Linked DNA regions of Homo sapiens: region 2 is linked to region 1. Evidence: read pairs that join two places in POLR2A ChIA-PET (ENCODE). Cell type or tissue: PC-3. All regions are shown on one strand.

Region 1 (4,000 bases):
TAGATTCTAGACATCCCTTTGAATAAAGAAATCTGGGTATTTTCCTCAAGAGGCTGGCTGCCCATATTTTATATTTGAGCTTTTTCGTATTCTAGCGCTCTTTTCATTCTCCGGTTACATCAAGGAAATTACCAGTTAAATGCTAACTAGTTTAATGAAAACATCTTTGTTCAAGTCCTGGTTCTTCAACTTGCTGTTTGTGTAAACTTGAATAATTCTAGACCTCATCTTTCTCATCTTAAACTGGAGGCAAATAATAGTTATGATAATAATCATTAATTTTCTTTAGTAAACATAACCATGCCAATTATGTTTTGCTTAAACCAATGTTGAAATTCACTTGTAGTCTCAGAGCTCATGTTAAAAATCAAAGAAGTATACCAGTCACTTTTCAGATCATTGAGATTTAGGTTAAATAAAAATAAAATAATTGATAAAATAGATAATTGATCTCTAAACAATCAAAAGGTGACAGAAGGCTTATAATTATTTGAATGAGAGGAGGGGGAGAAACTTCTTAGATATTTGTGATTCATGTTGATTAAATGTATAGATTTATTCCTTTCCTGAAACTTTTGTGTAACCTTTATTCTGACTCATAAACTGGGTACATAACCAGAGATTAATGAATGCTTGTTGAACAAATAAATCAATAAAAGGATACGTACATTCCCAGCCAAAGTAAAAATGAAAATTCAAGGGGAAAAAATATATAAGTTCTTAGGTGTTACTGAGGATAAACTGTACTTTTTCCGTCATGTTGAAGAGGGAGACAACCTGAGCATCAAAGTCTTCAGTATAAATTAAAGCAGCTTGAGGAATAAGTGAGACCCTCCAGGACATGGAATCAAAAATTCTCAAGTTTTGTTTCTGTTTGTGCCACTTATTTGTTCTGTGAACTTGAGTAAGTTCACTTATCTTCTCTGACCCTCATTTCCTCATCTGGAAAATAGGAATAACAAATCTTGCTATGACTAATAAATGACATTTATTATCTGTGAAATTTAAAGTGCAAATATTCTTGTAAGCATTTTTTTTTCTCCTCTGTATTCAGAGCTAAGGTAATTCAGACAGTAAAGGAATGCAGTAGTTGGAACTCTTGAGTGTGGACTTCCATTTCCAATTCTATTTTCCTGTCCATAACCAAACAGTGTGATTTGTGATAGATTGATCACTTCATTCCAAGATGTTCTTCCCTTAGGAGTTATGTGACTTGTAGGAAGGAGAAGAATAATTGTCTTTTTCTGCACTGGGACATGTTAAGGTATATCTTTCCACAGTGGCATCAATGGCTCATGCCTCAACCTGTATCTGAAACCATCATCTTTTTTCAGCATCATTTTGTTAATCCAGAGAGAACCTTCAAAATAAAAGATAATGATAAGATAAAATTTATGCCAGGCGCAGTGGCTCACTCTATACTGCAAGCACTTTGGGAGGCCAAAGCAAGCTGATCTTGAGTCCAGGAGTTCGAAACTGGCCTGTTCAACATGGTGAAACCCTGACTCTACTAAAACTACAAAAATTAGCCGGGTGTGGTGGTGCATTCCTGCAGTCCCAGCTACTCAGGAGGCTGAGGCATGAGAATCACTTGAACCCGGGAGCTGGAGATTACAGTGAGCTGAGATTGTGCCACTGCACTCCAGCCTGGGTGACAGAGTAAAACTCTGTCTCAAAAATAATAAAATAAAATAATAAAATTTATTAAGAAATAGTCATTATCTTTTAGTTGGAACATAAACTTATTCCTGATCAAGATAATTTGACATCCTTTTATTGTTTAATAACTTACATGTTGCTTCCTTCATTTTTCTCAAAAAATACTCTTTATACTAACATTGCTGTGATTAAGAAATGGAAGGAAAAGTGTTAGAGTGTTCAGTTTTCACTCTGATGGAAAATGGTATGGTCAAACCTACAGTTGAATTTGGATGGCTCCCCAATATATCATAGTTGTCATTGCCACTGCTATGAAAATTACACTTATTCTTTTGTCATTTCAAATTTCTCGAACTCAATCTATTACACACTGTATGTATAGTGACATGCCAACTAAATTAGCAAATGACATTTTTTAAGTAAACTTATGTTTTATTTCTTATTTTAATAAGTAATCCTTTCAAAAGACATTCTGTACATGAACTCCAACTCAGAAGGGAATGGAATGTGGAAAAAAAGAAAGAAAACCTGAGTAACTTTTCCTAAAAAAGTCTAGCTGTTCTCAGTTTGTGGCACCAAATGGGGAGCAGGGAATGTTCCAGTCGCAACTGACTAATTAGCCCAACCCTAATTTATTGATAATAATAATGATAAATAATAATGCTAGCTAACACTTACTGAGCAAATACTAGGTATTATGTGAAATCATTTTCTTGTATTAACTCACTTAATCTTCACAGCAACCCATGAGGCTGGTACTGGTTTTATCCCCATGTTATGGATGAGGTAACTGAAGTATAAAAAGATTAGGTTACTTTCCTCTTGTCAACTAGAGCTGGGATTAGAAGCTAGTAATCTCATTTTACACTCTGTGCTCCTGATTATAACACTGTTCTAGATCCCTTTCTTATGATTAAGGTACAGCAGTGTTGCTGGAGAATGCTGACAGCTCAGTCTTCAAGGATGTCCCATACTCCCAGCACTTTGTATCTTGTGATAAATGCTATAAATAATGGAGTCATGAACAAAAAGGTATGAGAACCCAGAAAAAAGAGAAATTTATTTTTGTATAGTGAGAGGTTAGACTTAATGAAGAGAAGGGTCAAGTAGAAGTTATAGACAAGGAGACCTTTGAGTTAGGCCTTTTAGGGGCAGAAGTGATGCCTATTTATGGAAGAGTTCCTGGCAACTAATAGAAATTCATGAATTACAGACATGAAAAGATGAATGAACAAATAAATGAAGAAATAGGTGGGATTTCAGGGGGCTGAGGAGAGTAGAAGACAGGCAATTCAGAGTCCGATTCTAGGACCTAATATAATTCCAAATTCCTGGAATTCCTCATTATCTTAGAATCCCCTTTCCTAAATGTGACCTTGAGCTGGGTCAGATTTTTGGGACAGTAATTTAGTGTAACCACGTACTCTAGATCTTCCTGATTCTGGATGAATTTTAGACTGCTTCTAGGGAAAAAGAGAAAAGAAAATGCATCCTGTTACCTCATTGCTCCATTTCTTGTTATTTTATACTTTTAGTACTTCTGCAAGTGAAAATTAGAGTGACCTGCTGGCATTGTATGTTTGATATAGTAGCAGTTTTCACATTGATATTAATTTTGTGAAGATATATATGACTAACCAGGCCATCTTTTCCTCCTTTTTACTTGTTAAAAATGAAGAAAGATTATTTGTTCCTATAACTAGTTATTCAGAAGCCTTAAGAATTTGGTGGCAGATATTTATCTGAACGATCCATTTCAGAATTTAGATCAGGCAGTCTTACATATTATTTGTACTGTCTTGTTTTTGATATTTACATGGATTCAGATCTTGTCTAGGTGGCAGATACAATAACATGTTCTCTTTACTTCACCCAAAAATATTGAGAGAATCAACAGTATGCACCTCCACTCCTTAAAGTAGTAGTGTCACACATCAGCTATTATATTTGTATGTTTCAGGATGTTCTTTGAAGACAAGCATATGCTTTCATTTTTAAAGTTTAAAATGTTCAAGTTATTTTAAAGAATGTCAAAGAGAGAGAATTCCCAATTTTAATGGATTGACAAAGATCAAAGATTATATTTTTGGGACTGAGAGGGTAATAATGGAAGAAAGAGTAGTTTTGATGTTTGATGTTTAAGCTTTGTTACTAAAAATGAAGAATAATACTTCCAAATTTTTATATATTGTATCTTTTGCTTTGTGGCTGAATTTGAAAAATTATGGAATATCTAGGAAATGTGTTTGTTAGAATTTTTAAAATAGGAATTTGTTAACTTTTAATATATTTTATATTTCTTATAACTCTTCAGTTTTGTCAGAAATATTAAGTTTCATCA
Region 2 (4,000 bases), 900 kb before region 1:
CAAACTCCTGACCTCAGGTGATCCACCTGCCTCGGCCTCCCAAAGTGCTGGGATTACAGGCATGAGCCACCGCACCCGGCTGGCAACTGTTTTAAAAAGCAAAATACATACTTCTTAAAGTCCTGAGCCATATATTTATTAATATGTCAAGGGCTGACTATGTGTTCAGAACTATGTTGGCTCCTGTGAGAAATAAAAACTGAAAGAGGTACACTGGTTCCCATGTAGGGGCATTTGGTATCAATATATGTAATAAAAAACTATCATTTGTGTAGTACTTCTCATTTTCGTCATCCTATTATTATACAGGTTGAGCATCCCTAATCTGAAAATGTGAAATCTGAAATGCTCCAAAATTTGAAGCTTTTTGAGTGTTGACATGCATGACACTCAAAGGAAATGTTCATTGGGTATTTTGAATTTCAGATATTCAGATTTAGGATGCTCAAGCGATGTAAATATTCTAAAATCTGAAAAAATCTGAAATACAAAACACTTATGGTCCCAAGTATTTCAAATAAGGGGTACTCAACCTACTGGCCCTCAAAACCACCCTGTGTCATGGGTCAAGCAAGCTTATCGCCCCCTACTCCTCCTGCTTTTTTTGTTTTTCTTTTTTAACAGATAAGGAATGTGAGCCTGTTTCCTACGTGCCTTCTCCAAAGACCTACAGCACCTAAATAATGTAAATCCCAGGAATAAAACAATGTAAATAAACTAATGTAAATCCTAGAAACAAAAAAGTGTTGTTTTGTGTTATTTTCTTTTCCTTTTTTTTTTTTTGAGAAGGAGTCTCACTCTGTCGCCCAGGCTGGAGTGCAGTGGTGCAATCTCGGCTGACTGCAACCTCTACCTCCCAGGTTCAAGCGATTCCCTTGCCTCAGCCTCTTGAGTAGCTGGGATTACAGGCGCCCGCCACTATGCCTAGCTAATTTTTGTATTTTTAGTAGAGACGGAGTTTCACCATGTTGGCCAGGCTGGTCTCCTGACCTCAAATGATCCACCCACCTTGGCCTCCCAAAGTGCTGGGATTACAGGTGTGAGCCACCGCGCCTGGCCTGTTTTGTGTTATTTTCTACCGTTGACTTCAAGAGGACCGGAGGATATGGTTACTTTCTTAGTGAATAAAGAGGGCTAACAACTAATAGCATCCTTTATAGTTCTGCTTCGACACTGTTGCTATCAGTATAAACCTCATCTAAGAAAGCACATCAGAACAGTCCTATATCAACTAATGATGTACTACCCCATTTCTTCACATACTAGGGAAGACTTTTGCATCTTCATATAACTCTTATGAAAGTATATGTAAAAATTTTATATGTTTTAAGAATATACATGAATTAAGAAACCCTTATTATGGAAATTCTCAAGGTTTTAGAATAGCTTTCATTTGCTGAGAAGGGAGAAGTTATTTCACACATATTTCATATTATATATTTCCATTTAAATGCACAACAATGAAAGCAGTAATGCTTAACAAAAAATAAGTACGTTTCTGCTAAAACTTGGTTTATAGGCCATCTAGAACTCTTCTACCTACTAAAGAGCTTTATATTCAATTCACGGAAACTTTAAGTTCCACCTGCACCGAATTGGCCTTTGCGTCTCCCACTTCTTACAGGAACCCATGGAATACTTTATTTTAGAGGTAAATCAGTAAAAACCCAGGCAACAGTTATACTTCCTGAGCAAAGTTATCCTGACAACCTAGTCATTTACCCTCTGGCAATAAACACATGCAATATCCACCCATGTGAGGAAATAATATGTTCCAGCTTTAAAAAAAAAATACAGCTAACGTCAACCAACAAATATTTATTGAGTTTTTACTACAGGCTAAGTACCCTAAGCATGGCAAAGGAGGTATTGAGTTTTCCCAGGACATTTCTCATTTCATTTCTTTTAAATAAGGACAGTTCATTAATCACAAACTTCAACAGAATTCCGTTTTTATATAGACTGATAAGGTTTCTTACATCAATCAATTCAAAATGAGAAGAAATCCTTTGTCTTAACCCCTCCCTCAATTTCAAGTTCAAGAATGTGGTAACTGTCACCAAGGTCATATAGAAGTGTGACAACAGGCCCTGCCCTTCCTTAGAGAAAAGTCAATAGAGTTGAGGGGATAAGTACACACTGACACACTTGAAGCACGAAATAACAAGGCATGCAATACGCTGCTAAGTGGTGAGAAGTAGAGAGTGCAAGAGGGGCTTGGAAAAGGAAGATCAGAGAAGGCTTCATATGGCAGAAAGGGCTCAAAATGGCTCTATAAAAATGGGTAAAATGTGAATATAGAGAGGTACTCTGGCAGACAGACCCTGTTGGTTGCCCACCTAACACCCATTCACGCCTTCCTGGCAGAGCCTATATTTGTTCAAATATCCTCCCGTCCACATGACTCAGCTCCATGAGTAAATACCAACTGGCCTTAACCCTTCCTGCTGGTCCCATTCCAGTAATTGGTTTAGGGATAGACCTGTGACCCCAGCTCTGGTTAATGAAGTGAGAGGAAGTTTACTAGGGATTTCTGAGAAAGACAGCTCTACTCCTAAATGAGAACGCATTAGAAGGATGACCCTTTTCTCCTTCTAGGTGCTTTCCTGTCTGAATATTCTATGTGGAGTGATAACAGGATGGTACAGACCCTCCTGGGGAAGAGCACACTAGAAAGTAAGGAGATACCCTGGGTTCTTGACGACGTGGCTGAGCAACTCCATAAATCAGCCCTGGAATAGTTCTACCACCTTGTCATGTAAGATAATATACTTCCTTACTGTTTAAAAGTTACTTTTAATTGAGTTTTGTCACTTGCTGCCAAAAGCACCTTAACTGCCTAAATGATAACTACTCTTCTTTTCTTACCTAGTAATAAAGTAAGAAAAGATTTTAGTCCAGGCAACAATATACCCAGCTCAAAGGTCCTGTTTCCCAGCATCCCCTGCCGTTTGGCCATGTGACTAAGTTCTAGCCAGTGAGATGTGAATAGAAGCATTGTGCGGTATGCTCAAGATGCCTTCTTAAAGAAAGCTGGCTACTGGGAACTATGCCCCTCTTTATTCCCTACTTCATCCTATCTACTGCTGAGGATAGGGTTTTGATGGCTGCAGCTCCAGTACACAGTCATCTAGTGATCTTGACGTAGAAGCAAATACACAAACAACTACAGAGCAGAATGTCAGGGCCTACGTCTCTGCTAACTTTGTGATGCATCATAGCAGCTCCAGGTCACCAGGCTGCAGATTTCATATTCAGGTAAATAAAATAAAGCCTGATGTGTTTAAAGACACTGTTACTTGGAGTTTTCCCTTATAAACAGCTAAATCTAATTGTAATGTAAGAATTTAGGAAAAGAGCTAAATTTGGCAAGCCACACTGTAATAAAAGCAGCACAATTAAAGACAGTACATCCAATAAACAAAGACTAGATAGGATAAGAATGTTCCACAGCTGGGTGCGATGGCTCATGCCTGTAGTCCCAATACTTTGGGAGGCCAAGGCAGGAGGATTGCTTGAACCCAGGAGTTAGAGACCAGCCAGGGCAACCCCATCTCTACAAAAAATACAAAAATTAGCTGGGCATGGTGGCATGTGCCAGCTACTCAGGAAGCTGAGGTGGGAGGATCTCTTGAGCCCGTGAGGTCAAGGTTGCAGTGAGCTGCACTGCATTCTAGCCTGGACAATAGAGTGAGACCCTGTCTCAAAAAAACAGAAAGTTTCTAAAACTGCTGTTCATAACACCACCACAAAGCAAGAGACTTGTTACATAAAATGTGAATCATCCAAATGATAAAGCACTATGCATTTATTAAATGATGGTAAAAACTAGATGTATTAATATGTAAAATTATAATAAGGCAGATATAGCATAAGTGGTAAATATAGTAGGAGTCTATTTTTTAAAGGAAATTGTATACATATACTCAGAGAAAAGTTTGGAAACATGTACAAAATATTAACCATAGTTATCTCTCCATAGTAGGATAATGGCTCCATA

Evidence for each region. Peaks named below come from ENCODE experiments on the same cell type or tissue, not always from the same donor. Only the 100,000 strongest peaks of a DNase experiment are listed, where the experiment ranks them.
Region 2: POLR2A ChIA-PET joins it to region 1 with 7 read pairs; 1 of 35 experiments calls an interaction of 5 or more read pairs at or near these places.

What each region holds. Positions count from the first base shown.
Region 1 is chr11:28,303,042-28,307,041 of GRCh38, forward strand. The region is part of intron 6 of METTL15 (methyltransferase 15, mitochondrial 12S rRNA N4-cytidine); the gene reads left to right. Among named protein-coding and RNA genes, the nearest start is that of MIR8068, 170 kb to the right of the region's middle. In PC-3, no CTCF peak of the experiment used is centred here; no DNase peak of the experiment used is centred here; H3K27ac peaks cover 1,615 bases.
Region 2 is chr11:27,399,738-27,403,737 of GRCh38, forward strand. The region is part of intron 2 of LGR4 (leucine rich repeat containing G protein-coupled receptor 4); the gene reads right to left. Among named protein-coding and RNA genes, the nearest start is that of CCDC34, 39 kb to the left of the region's middle. In PC-3, no CTCF peak of the experiment used is centred here; DNase peaks (open chromatin) are centred at 2,114 and 2,414; H3K4me3 peaks cover 1,533 bases; H3K27ac peaks cover 2,824 bases.